2 separate regions of the Homo sapiens genome follow, and region 1 is linked to region 2. A link is a contact called in ENCODE Hi-C data. All regions are on one chromosome and are shown on one strand. The core of a region is the stretch at or near the end of the contact, and the rest is flanking DNA. Distances in the headings are between cores, read along the strand shown.

Evidence for each region. A loop is a pair of places that touch in the nucleus more often than their neighbours do. Pooled maps may share reads with other maps.
Region 1: a loop to region 2 is called in a map with no recorded cell type, with 4 times the contacts of the local background. The contact joins two enhancer-like sites. A Hi-C loop is called at or near these places in 2 of 37 single-sample maps with no recorded cell type and 2 of 50 pooled maps.

What each region holds. Positions count from the first base shown.
Region 1 is chr11:61,057,318-61,063,774 of GRCh38, reverse strand. LINC02954 (long intergenic non-protein coding RNA 2954) reads right to left here. Exons shown (of 4, transcript NR_186234.1): 3 at 1,900-2,064. All of the region lies in intron 1 of LOC105369325 (a long non-coding RNA gene), which reads left to right. Among named protein-coding and RNA genes, the nearest start is that of LINC02954, 5.2 kb to the right of the region's middle. RefSeq lists enhancers at 1,765-2,004, 2,355-2,594, 1,660-2,859. Within about 2 kb of position 2,479, at least 7 of the 41 ENCODE cell types and tissues checked have a DNase peak (open chromatin) inside an H3K27ac peak, as active enhancers do.
Region 2 is chr11:60,188,896-60,195,276 of GRCh38, reverse strand. No RefSeq gene overlaps it. Among named protein-coding and RNA genes, the nearest start is that of MS4A6A, 9.0 kb to the right of the region's middle. RefSeq lists a cis regulatory region at 1,307-1,594. Within about 2 kb of position 1,461, at least 7 of the 41 ENCODE cell types and tissues checked have a DNase peak (open chromatin) inside an H3K27ac peak, as active enhancers do.

The DNA of each region.
Region 1 (6,457 bases), core at 1,230-3,729, 870 kb before region 2:
TTCAAGCAATTCTCTTGACTCAGCCTCCCGAGTAGCTGGGACTACAGGCGCCCGCCATCATGCCTAGCTAATTTTTTATTTTTGTAGAGACAGGGTTTCACCATGTTGGCCAGGTGGTCTTGAACTCCTGACCTCAGGTGACCCGCCTGCCTCGGCCTCCCAAAGTGCTGGGATTACAGGCGTGAGCCACCACCGTGCCCCACCCTTTTCCTGCTTCTTTCCTGACCACACCATCAGCAGGTCTGTAACTGCTGCTTCTCTGCAGCGTCCCAGAACTAAGCACGTGAATGGCACACGTGAAATAGAAACATGATGTGTCTTTCTCACTCGTGGTCCATGGGGCTTGGCCCCATCTCCCCAACTGGAGGGAAGCTTCTCGTGGCACCATGATCTCGGGCTGTCCCCTCTGCCCACCTCCAGCCTTCCTAACAGTGCTCCATGGTTCAGTGTGGCTTCAAGTTGAAAACATGGTGGGCAGGAGAGGTTTTGGGGGCTGGGAGTAAAGTGAAGTGGTTGACCTGGCCACTGTTTTTTAAGCCTCTGCGACTGGTTTGGTTTAACACTGAAGTGGAATCTGTGTATTAAATGCTGTAATGCCTTAAAATTAACTCCCCCGAGAGCATCTGCCTAATTTTTCTCCTTTGGCTCTATGTAAGTTGCCTTGGCAGGGTCTCTGCGAATCTTAGTCTTCCATATGAAAAAGTACTGCTTGCTAAGTATAGCTTATATCCTGAGCCCCAGGGAGAAAATAGAGAAAAGATTTCCGGTAAAATCAACCTCCGTAGAAGTTCAGTAGAGGGACCTCTTCACACTTGCCCCGGTTCTGATCCTGCATGAACAGTACTTTATCCTCTCCTCCTCTTCCCTGCTGCAGTCTTATGCTCCATGCAGTCCCTCTTCCAGGGAGCTGCTGGACTCATCTCCACGCAGTAGGAGTCTGGCTGCATCACCACTGCCCTCCTCTTACTGGAAACGCTTCAGTCCAAGTTCTGTAGCTCTGTGCCCTGACTCTGCCCTGTCTCACACACACCAGGCAGGTCACGTTGGTGGATTAATGGGACTGGATGAAGGGGACATCAGGCAGTGGAAGTGGCTGTACGGAAACAGGGTGAAGGCTACACCCCATCTAAAGAGAACCAACCCAACTCTGATTATTGCCATGGAAGAATATGGCCTCCATGTTTCCAGATCCTGATTGTTCAACATAATTTTGGGAATCTGAGTTTTTATATGAAATAGCCTAATTTTCAAGCGTTGGTTTATATATATATCTTAAAACACTATATGGGCCATCAACAAAGCGTGTCTGTGGGCCACACACCCACATGTTGGGACCACTTTTGCCCTTTGCTGTGTGGCCCCAAGATGTTGGCAGCTCTCCATAAATGCCATGCCCTTTCCTCTCTGTGACTTTCTCCGTCCTGATCCCTACGCTGTCTTTGGCAGGTCAGCTTGTCCTCATATAGTGCTTGTAACAGCTATGTGACTTTGGGCCAGTTACTCACCATCCTGATGCCTCAGTTCCCTCCTCTATGAAGTGGGAATAAGGGTGACTGGGAAGAATACGTGAGTTAACAAATGCAAAGTGTTAGAAAACGCTGCACATATTGTTCATCAGTGTCATCATCGTCATCATCCTTATTATTGTCCTCCATCTAGTCTTGGCTGTCACCTCTGAGATGCCTGCCTAGACTCCTTGAAAGCAGGCTGTCCCCACCCCACCCCAATTCTGTAACACCCCAATCCCCACAGCCATCTCACTGCATTATCTGTTGGCTTCTCAGTACGCCCTGGACTGTGGGCACCTTGAGAGGAGGAATATCTTTCTGTCCATACACAACTTCGAACAAACACTTGGCCCAGAAGAGGCCTCCATAGAGGCTTACTAAGTGGATGCACCTTTCATGAATGGTGGTCTGGAAGCCTGATACCACTTGATATTTCCATCCAGATGTTATTGTTACCACCCAGGCCAAGAATGTGCTTCTTCTGGAGGCACAACAAGGTGGGGCTTGTCTGGCTGCACCACAGCATAATATCTATCCCTCCTCACAGCTCTGCTCTCTGATGGAAGCAAGGAAACAGGAAGTGAAATTGACAGGCACTGACCAACCTGGTTTCACATCAGGGGTGAATGAAAAGGACGAGCCCCCCTCCCTAGGGTGGGGCGGGAGGGAGGTGGGAGTGGGGGTGGGGATGGGACATGAGTCATGATGTGTCACTGAGATTTTTTTGGATGCATTTTTCAGTTTCAAAAGCATGAGGCGTTATTACTATGGGTTGAGAACCTGGAGTGCCAAATGACTGTGTCCCAAACAGGATGGCGCAATTGGTGTCTGGTAAAGTACCTGGGAGTTTTCTTTGTTCCAAGTGGGGTTTGTGGCTCAGCACAGGGGCCTTACAGTGATGTTATGGTCCCCATACAGTAGCGATCCGGAAGATCTGTGCCCTGACTAATTCTTCTGCCCTTGAGCTGGTGTTTAAAAGAAAAAAAAAAACCCTCTGTGGTCGCAACCAAGATGTAATGATAGACTTTGAGCCCCGAGAGTCTCACCCAGCCTACTCCGGCACGTTTTGGGATGCTGCGAAACTGAATTGAGGTGCCTGTCATCATAAGAGAACTGAACGAGTGGGGGTAAGAATTAAGATCAGCAAGAGCTGTGTTTCTCGCTGGTTGTACAAACAGGCACTTGCCGGAAGCTGCCTCAGTGGGAACAAGGTGGAGCTTCATGAGGGCCCTGTTGAGTCTTTGCTGGGAATGATGGAGGTTTTTTCCATTTTCTCATTTTCCATTACTCTAATATGGTTATAACCTGGGACTTTTTGTGTGTGGGGTCCTGGAAGGATGTTTGTGATATTCAGGAGTTCTGGTGGGAGTCGGGTAGGGTGTGGATAGGGTGAACCTGAAACTTGCCCCAAATTTGTGTTCCATTCATCAATACCAATTACCCACCACATCTTTTAGCATTTATTCAAGAAATGCATGTTGTGGCTGGAAGAATATGGGATTTGGAGTCCACTGTGCCTGGTCTTTCCTGGACAACTGGGTTGGACAAATTCCTCTACCTCTCTGAGCCCCGTTTCTTCATCTTCAATAATGCGTTTGTGATGTAGAGCTTTTGGGAAATAATTAAAGGGATGATGTGCAGACAGGTCCAGACAGACTGACCACAAGGCTGGAGAAGGTCAGTCTTAGGACCCTCCCAAGGCCATTTATCTTTTTTTTTTTTTTTTTTTTGAGATGGAGTCTAGCTCTGTCGCCCAGGCTGGAGTGCAGTGGTATGGTCTTGGCTCATTGCAACCTCCGCCTCCCGGGTTCAAGAGATTCTTGTGCCTCAGCCTCCTGAATAGCTGGAATTATAGGCGTCTACCACCATGTCTGGCTTATTTTTGTATTTTTAGTAGAGACAGGGTTTCACCATGTTGGCCAGGCTGGTCTAAAACTCCTGACCTCAAGTGATTCACCCGCCTTGGCCTCCCAAAGTGCTGGGATTACAGGCACCCTTTATCTAATTTTATTTGTGTATTATCATATTTTTTAAAGAGGGACCCCCAAATTGTATAGGCTTCAGGCTCAACAGAACCTGGACCCAGCCTTGATCTTGTATCTTGAATAATGAAGAACTGGCTCTGGGAGTAAGTGCTGGAATCCTGGCTTCATCTGTCGATAGGGTCCCGCTATTGGCATGCTGTATTTGTTCACCTCATATGCAGTTGCTACGAAGAGCATTTACTTATTACCCCAAATGGGAATCACACCCCTGGGACCAGCCACCCTGTGTAGATAATAACTATGGATAATCCTTGCTAGAAAATAAAAGGTCCAAGGTGATATATATATATATATATATATATATATATTATTTTTTAATTTGCTTCAGTGGCAGAAACAGGAGTAGATGTGAAGGGCTTGGTCCTAGTTGAGAAGTTTCTCAACTGATAATGACGGTTAACATGTACATCAGCTACTACAGGATCTCACAGGTGGGGTTATCAATGGATAGGATGAGGATCTGTGAAGTGGGCAGGGCAGAGGTCATCATGATCCCCTTTTAGCAGATGTACAAACAGACCCAGAAAGGTCAAGGAGGTCATTGGAGGATGCACTGCCACGAAAGGCACAGCCAAGATTCAAATGCAAGTCATCAAAACTCCAAATGTAGTGCTCCTTCAAAGCGTACCACATTGCCTCTCCAAGAAGCTGAGCACAAGAAAGATGGCAGGGTGGAGCTGCTGACAAGTATTTGTTCTTTATGCAGAGTGACCCCATTTTAAGGCTGCCTACTGCGGTGGACGAGAGCAGAGTGGATGGTAGGGCTCTGTTTACTGAGCATTTCTGCCTGCTGGACTCTGTGCCCGGTGGAGCTCACGCAGCCCTCTCAATGCAGCCAGGTACACATCAGTCTCTCGGGTTTATGGAGGAGGAATCTGAGGCTCACACAGGTGGCAGAGGCTCTTTGCTTCCTCCACTCTCTTTCCTTAGTTGTCAGGGTTCGAGGTTAATCTGATGAGGTTGGCAACCTCAACTTGTGGAAAACCAAAACCCCAACTGAGTGTCTTTTATTCTTTCTTTCTTTCTTTTTTTTTATTAGAAGAAAGGGTCTCACTATGTTGCCCAGGCTGGCCTCGAACTCCTTGTCTGAAGCAATCCTCCCGCCTCAGTCTCCCAAAGTGCTTGGATTGCAGGCATGAGCCACTGCACCCGGCTGTGACGACCCTTTGATTCTGCGACTCTATTTCTCCTGACTGACTGTTGAATTAAGACTTTGGTATTGCGTAGGAGGAGATTTTCTTGTGTTTTGATTAATGTTGAACGTTACTCATCTAAGAGGTTAATGTGGAACATCCGTTGCAACTAATCTACCTATACACCTTCAGTCGGGGTACTTACCAGTGCTAGGAAGACTCCTAGGATGTCAGGATGAGAAGGGGCTTTCGAATGTGTCTATTCCAGGGGCTGCAAACCTAGGCACCTACAGGGGTCAGGCAGATGTCTATACCCTGTGATCAGGCCAGGCCAGGTACAAGCCAACAGGGTGTGGCAGGGCCGTGGCATTCAAATTCAAGAACGTCAACACTCTACTGACCGAACAAAACTTGTCATATAGAGAAAATGTGGCCCACCTGCTGTCAGTTTACAACTCAAATGCGGGCAGACCCCTTCATCACACCACCAGTTACTTTGCTGAGGTCCTGAGGGTGAAAGTAACTTGCCCGGCTGGGCGCGGTGGCTCACGCCTGTAATCCCAGCACTTTGGGAGGCCGAGGCGGGCAGATCACGAGGTCAGGAGATCGAGACCATCCTGGCTAACACGGTGAAACCCCGTCTCTACTAAAAATGCAAAAAAAATTAGCCGGGCATGGTGGTGGCGGGCGCCTGTAGTCCCAGCTACTTGGGAGGCTGAGGCAGGAGAATGGCATGAACCCAGGAGGCGGAGCTTGCAGTGAGCCGAGATCACGCTACTACACTCCAGCCTGGGTGACAGAGCGAGACTCCGTCTCAAAAAAAAAAAAAAAAAAAGAAAATAACTTGCCCAAGGTCAAGTTAGACCATGAATGAGTTCACCCAGTCTTGTTTGTTGTTGTAAATTAAAAAACAAAACAAAACACCTACATTTGGATGTAAGGTTTTATAGTTTAGTGTGGTCTCACAAATTATTTTAGTGGGTGCTCATGATATCTTCACTTTAAATATAAGGAGATCGAGGTTCCGAGAGTTTAGCTAACTTCAACTCCATGTTGGGTGACCCCATATCCTGCTTGCCTGGGACAGTCCTGACCAACACTGTCCTATCATCATTATTAATAGCTTAAAAGCCTCTTTTACTCTTCAAAGTGTCCTGCTTGGGGGATAAATCACAGGCCACACTATGGGCCTCAGCCCAAACCATAGGCGGGACTCAGCCGTTTTCCTGGCCTCCTGAGGCAACACGCCTAGTGCACGGCTGTGCAGCTCCGACTCCTGATCTGAGACTCTTTCCTCCTGTGTCTTCTTGTGAGAAGGACGGCAAGGTAGGTGGAGCAGTGTGGCTGTAAAAAGGAGCGTGGACTGCGGTGTCCGTCTGACTTGAGTTCGAATCCTGGCCCTGCCACTTACCCGCCTGAGTTACTTAACCTCTCTGAGCGTCATTTTCCATGCCTGTGAAATGGAGGTAGTAACAACAGCTGCTTCATAGCCTTAGTTTGAGGATGCACTGAGAGAATGCACTCTTAGTGCTGTTGAGTGCTTGGAATCGGTTAACCTTGGGCCCCTGGGGGAAACGTCACATTCTAAAACATTTGAGGCAATCTGCAGCCTCTACCAGCACTGACACCTCCCTGAGGATGAGCAATGGCCTGACCAGCTCCCAGGGCAGGAAGCCGGGCCTCGGCCCACATGCTTGAGATGCTGGTGCCCGAGCCAGGCCTGTGGAACTCAGAGGGGTGGCACTGGGGATGTTTGTGACTCCTCGCTTGT
Region 2 (6,381 bases), core at 212-2,711:
ATCCAAAGAATAATATCTCACTAGAGATTTTATATGTGCTTCAGAAAGATGTATAGAAAGAGAAGAGTTCCTAGTGTATGGGGTACGAGAGGTATCATGGAATGGAAGGGATAACATGATAATTAAGAGAAGCACAGATGTCCTTAGGGAATAGAAGATTTTCTGGTCCTGAAGGAGAGGAGTTGGAAAGTGGGTAACGAAAACTGAGATGCAGATGGGACCTGGGAAACAGGGCTAGCTAGGAAACAAAAGCACAAATAATTGTTTTGGGTCCAAAGAGTTAAGGCCTCCTTATTCTCTAAGGAGAGATCCTTGGAACTAGAAAGGCCAGAGAGACAGACTTGCTCATGGACCTGCAGGAATAAGAGATATTTTATGGATAATGTGCACAGGGAGTTGTACGTATACTTAGAGGAACTCCAAAATTTCTCTCCAACCCCTTGTTGTCAAACATAAGCATCTGTTTTTGAGCTCTGACACAGAAACTTGGGATAACTAGATGACCTCTCAGCACAATAGGCTCTAGCAATAGGAAATTGACTTGAGTGTCATCAGCAAGACGGTGGAATAGGAAGCCTCAGGCCCTCATTTCCCCATGGAGAGACTGACTTGACAACAATGTATGAACTACAATGCCTTTGTGAGAACTCTAGAAACTAGTTAAGAGGTTGCAGCACCTTAGGTGAATGCAAAGCCAGGAAAAGATGCATCAAAATGAGGAGAAATTGTTGTCGCATTTTACTCATTCCAGCCACTCTTTCACCCTGGCACAATGCGACTTGATCTACAGAAAACATTAAAGTTCCAGTGGAACAGGAATTAAAAGAAATTAAAAACTGTGTAAGCAAAAACTCAGTTTTATGTAAAAAAAAACCCCCAATTTCCCTTAAGGAAGAGAAAGGGCTGGAGTCCTTTAAAATTAACTGCCTATTTTTCTTTCTGAGGCTAGTGAGCCTTATCTCTGTCTTTCCCAGGCATGGTGAAGCATTGTTTTTCTAGCTGTGCAGCTGCAAGATCACTAGACAGATAATCTCAAGTCATAAAACATGTTGTTTCTTGAAAAGGAAGAAATGATGTAATGCATGTCTTAATTAAATAACTGTCTTTGTTTCTCACTTCTGTAATATGCTTCCTCCTGCACAGATCTCCCCCCACCCCACAAAATGCTTAAAAGGTAACCACATTCTTTGTTCAGGGCTCATTCCTTTGGATGTTAATCTGACTGGCTTGGTGCACCTAAAAAATTAAATAATTCCTCCCCAACCTCTCTGTCTCTCTGATTACTTAATTATCCCACTGCACCAGATTCTCCTTTAAAGAGGCAAGAGGACTAGACCATGAGTCCAGCATTCTGGGTTTTGTGGGGGTTACCCAAGGTACTGGTTTCTGTCTTGCCTGACTCAGAGTGCAGAGTTGAATAGCATGTTGTGAGCCTCGGAGAACAAAGGCAGGCACACTATTTCACCACTAGGGAGATTGTAGTACTGCAGGCAGACACCAGGGGGAGAAAGAAGAAGAAGCAGGCAAAACTCTTTTACTAGGAAATTACACATACATGTCCCAAAGAAGTTTGAAGGGCCCCCAGAATCTCTAGCTATGCTAACCCGTAAAGGTCTTCCACTACATAAAGTCAGTTTGTAATGACTGGAAAAGGTTGGTGTTGTTTTCAAATGCACAAATCTCAATAAAAGATCACAAGGCATACAGAGAAGCAAGAAAACATGGCCCAACTAAAGGAATACAATAAATCTCCAAAAACTAACTTTAAAGAAATAAGTATCTATGAGTTACATGATCTTGTAAAGATATTTGTACACATATTTATTGCAGCATTATTAATAATAGCCAAGAGGTGGAAGCAACCCAAATGTACATTAATGGATGAATAAAGAAAATGTGGTATATACATACAATGAAACATTAATCAACCTTACAGAAGAAGGAAATCCTATCATATGCTACAACAAGAATGAGACTTGGAGATCTCATGCTAAGTAAAAGAAGCCATCACAAAAAAAAAAAAGAAGCCATCAGAAAAAGACAAATACTCTGTGATTCCTCTCATATGAGGTATCCAAAGTAGACACATAGCAGGACAAGCTGTAGACAGAACCCCTCAGACACCAAGTTAAAGAAGGAAGGGCTTTATTTGGCCGGGAGCTTCAGCAAGACTCACGTCTCCAAAAACCAAGTTCCCAGAGTGAGCAATTCCTGTCCCTTTTAAGGGCTTACAACTTTAAGTGGGTCCATGTGAGAGGGTCGTGATCAATTGAGCAAGCAGGGGTTATGTGACTGGGGGCTGCATGCACCAGTAATCAGAATGGAACAGGACAGGGATATTCACAGTGCTTTTCCATACAATGTCTGGGATCCATAGATAACATAACCAGTTAGCTCAGGGGTCGATCTTTAACCAGGCCCAGGGTGTGGTGCTGGGCTGTCTGCCTGTGGATTTCATTTCCGCCTTTTAGTTTTTACTTCTTCTTTCTTTGGAGGCAGAAATGGGCATAAGACAATATGAGGGGTGGTCTCCTCCTTTAGTCCCCCGCTTTGAGAATCTCACTCATTAGTGGGAGTTCTCACTTTCATTTTCACTACCCATGTCTTCTTGCAAGACAGATCAATAGTGATTCATATAGTACATTTGTGCTGAAGCATTTTGGTGAACTAAGGTAGCGATGAAGCTTTTTATCATTTGAAGAAGTACAGGTAGCAAACAAGAGAGCAGTAAGCAGGTTTCTATTACTATTATTACTCCTATTATAAGAGTTTTAAATCCTCCTAGCACTGGGAACCATTTTCCAAACATGGCCCCAGGATCATATCCATGCCACACTTGCACGGGCACATGTGCCAGTTTTGTCATATTTCTAACTATGTCTTCAACTACTTGCCCTTGGTCATCTATGTGTAGATAGCAATTAGTAAGGTTAAATGTCCTACAGACCCCTCCTTCAGCTGCCAGCAAGTAGTTGGGAGCCAATCTATTTTGATAGATAGCATTTCTCATCTGAGTTTCTTGCTGGGCCAGAATAGTCAAGGCTCTGCTGGTCTTATTAGTGATTATTTCTAAGACAGCTTGTAACCATATGCTTTGGTTGAGCATGTAAATGGGGGTCCAGTATCCCCATGAGCTGTCTTTTGCCCAAGTAGCAGGCCAATAATATTGTATGATTCTTTCAGGGGACCATTTATTATCTTTCCAATTTCTTATGGCTATGTTTCTCTTTTCATGGGAAGCATAGACAGGGAAGCCCAGGAGTTCACCTGTCTTTATGGGCAGTAGGAAGAAAGATGATTTAATAGTGCCAATAACACAACTACTTTCCCACTGGTCAGGTAATTTGGCATAAGTTCTATGCCCACATATCCAGTATAATCCAGTGGGGGCTGTCCAGTCCTGGTGGTACTCTGGGTGGGTTCACATGGTTTACAACTTTGGGAATTTACTAAATGGATTTTTCTTAGTGTGGTTTGAACGCCACGGTGGCTGTTTTTGTAGTACTATTATACAGTTTTTGCCCAAGGCAGCTGGGTCTTCCCACAGGAAGGGTGAAGTCCTTCCCCACTCTTGCTATACAGTATTGTCTAATGATTGAGGCTTTCAAGACCCAGAAGTTATCAGGGTGATTCTCTTGAGCCAGGAATTTATCAGGAACTGGGTCTGTAGGTACTAATTCTCAGGCTTCCCATGGCCATTGATCTCCCAGTATAGTTCCTCCGCATAAATAACATGAAGTGACATTGAGAGACTGGGCTACATGCTTGGCTAATTGCAAAAACAAATTTCTTGTTTTTCCTGGAATTTCTGGCACTGGCACATTCAGTTCATCATAGAAGTTTGAAATACTGGCTCAGGAGAGGGTTTATAAACTTCTTCTCAAACTATGATATTTACTCAAGGATCCAGTCCAGCCCCATCGATTTCTAGGGTTACATGCTCCCCTTTTTTCCAGGGAGGATCAAGGGGGTTGGTTATTACCAGTTCTAAGGGGTTACACGGACCCCTGGTATAGGAAGGGCCACTTTTCCTTTTCTGAAGGTGGACAGGATTTTTTTTTTCATTTTTTATCCAAGTAGCCTAAATGACACAAGACCAGTATCCACATTCATTTTCACACAGTCCTAATTCATGACAAATGTACTTATTTTTTGTCATATAGCCTCTTTTTTAATTAAGAGAACCATATCCTATTTCTAACTTATTACTATTAATGACAGCACAGGCATCAAATTTCAAGGTGACTTTTTTGGGCACCCCTTTTTCTTCTGTTTTGGCTAACACTTTAATCATGTCATTTATGAGCCCCCACGAGTCCTCAGTCCTTAATCTTATTTCAAAAACTGTGGTCATGGGAAGCTCAGATGGGTCATAACACACATAACACAGGTCATTTCCTGGGTTACATACCTTGTATAGAATAACATTATACAAACAAGTTATTTTCAGAGTTCCAGTACACTTATAATAACCATAAAATAATAGGACCATAGCAACTTTTTGTCCTACCTCAGTGACTTGGTGTATACACTGGGAACAGTCCTCAGTCTGAGGAAGGTCAGTTGAAGTCCTTACTGTACAAGTTCAAATTTTAAGGAAAATGAGTCCCATGATGAGTTTTCTTATGCTTTGGCCATGTGTGGACCAGTCAGCTTCTGGATGTGACTGGAGCAGGGCTTGTTGTCCTCTTCAGAGTCACTTTGCAGGGGTTGGTGAAACTGCTACTGTCCACATACAGCTCACAGTCTACTGATGTTCAAGGATGGTCTTGGAGGTTGGGCCTGCTAGAATAAACTAGTCCAATACCTCTACATATTTATGTTCAGCTGAGCTCTCTGATACCGGGAACAAGGTGGCAGGGTTTAGGGTGTTGCAAACTTCAATGGTTATGGGGGATTTTCACATAGCAAGCTTTGATACTTGGTTAATCTAGCATTTGTTAGCCAATGATGTCCTTTGGTATTCATCAAAGTTACCACAGCATGGAAGGCCTTTATATTCAGGTTTTGCCTAAGCGTTAGTTTATCTGCTTCTTGTGCTAACAGGGCTGTCACTGCCAGGGCCCTTAGACATGGGGGCCAGCCTTTGGAAACTTTGTCTAGTTGTTTTGAGAGATAGGCCACTGTCCTTGGCCAGGGCCCGACAGTCTGGGCTAAAACTCCAACTGCCATTTTTTCTCTTTCTGACACATAGAGTGTAAAGGGTTTTGTCAGGTCAGGTAGCCCCAGGGCTGAGGCCAACATGAGTTTTTCTTTTAACTCATGAAAAGTTCATTGCTGTTGGTTGTAATAGATGTAGTTCATCTAATCTACATATTTATTTACAGTTATCTACTAAAATGTTGACTTTAATCTTGCAGCTATTTGATTTCAAGCTTTAAAGTGATCTGGTATTCCCCATGGGAATCCAATTGCATCTAAATAGACGTGAGAGTCAAAAGACCCATAAGGGGCTTCTCTCGCTTTACAATGTCTTATTTTTCCTCCCTCTGGCTGATGAAATGCCAGGGTGAAAGGGATAGCCAATTGGACTGAAGTACAAGTGCCACTCCAGTTATTCAGCAGAGTGCCCAGTAAAGGTCCACCACAATACCACCACACATCTGCTCTGGGATGAATAAGGGCTGACTGATTGATAAGCTCTTGAAAATTCTTAAGTTCACTACATCCCTTCAGGTTTCCAAGGAACGCTAAGTTTCCTTCCTATTGTGAGAGACACGAAATGAACTTAGTGTTGGGAGATGGCAGCTGGATGGCCCTCGGGGGCTGAACTTCAGGGTGCCAGACTTTGGGATATAGCAGAGAGAGCTTGGCATGACTTATTACTCCAGGCTGTAGAATCCTGGAAAAGAGATACCATGCAGCCCACGGTCCACTGGAGGACCACCTTAGTGGAAAGGGGACTGTCTGGGCCTCTGGCCTGCCACGTGCACAAGCATAACAATTGCTTTTGTTTAACGTGCAAATGGAATATTTGATCCATTTTAACCAGGCATTTGCATCTTGGTATCTTGTCTTAACTGCCAAAGTTTGTTTTAAGTCTTTAACTTCTATGATCCTCTAGTAAAATGAATGTATGATTTTAGGAAATTACAAAAACCAGTTGGGTCAGTCCATCCTTGCTCTTTAGTGGTCAACAGAACGTTGGACCAACTATGGCATAAAAGTTCTACATTGGGGGGCAAGACTCCTGGTTGACACTGGAGTCTTTACCAAAGTTTCCCCCAATCAAATAGTCCTAATTTACTAATGCCCAGTCTGAGGAGAGTCAGGAGGGACAGAGGTACTTTTCTGAAGTAGAGAGCTGTCTTTGACTTGGCAAGTCCCCACAGGGTATAATAAGGCAAGCATTAAATGCAATAGTTTGAGGCAAAATTGACT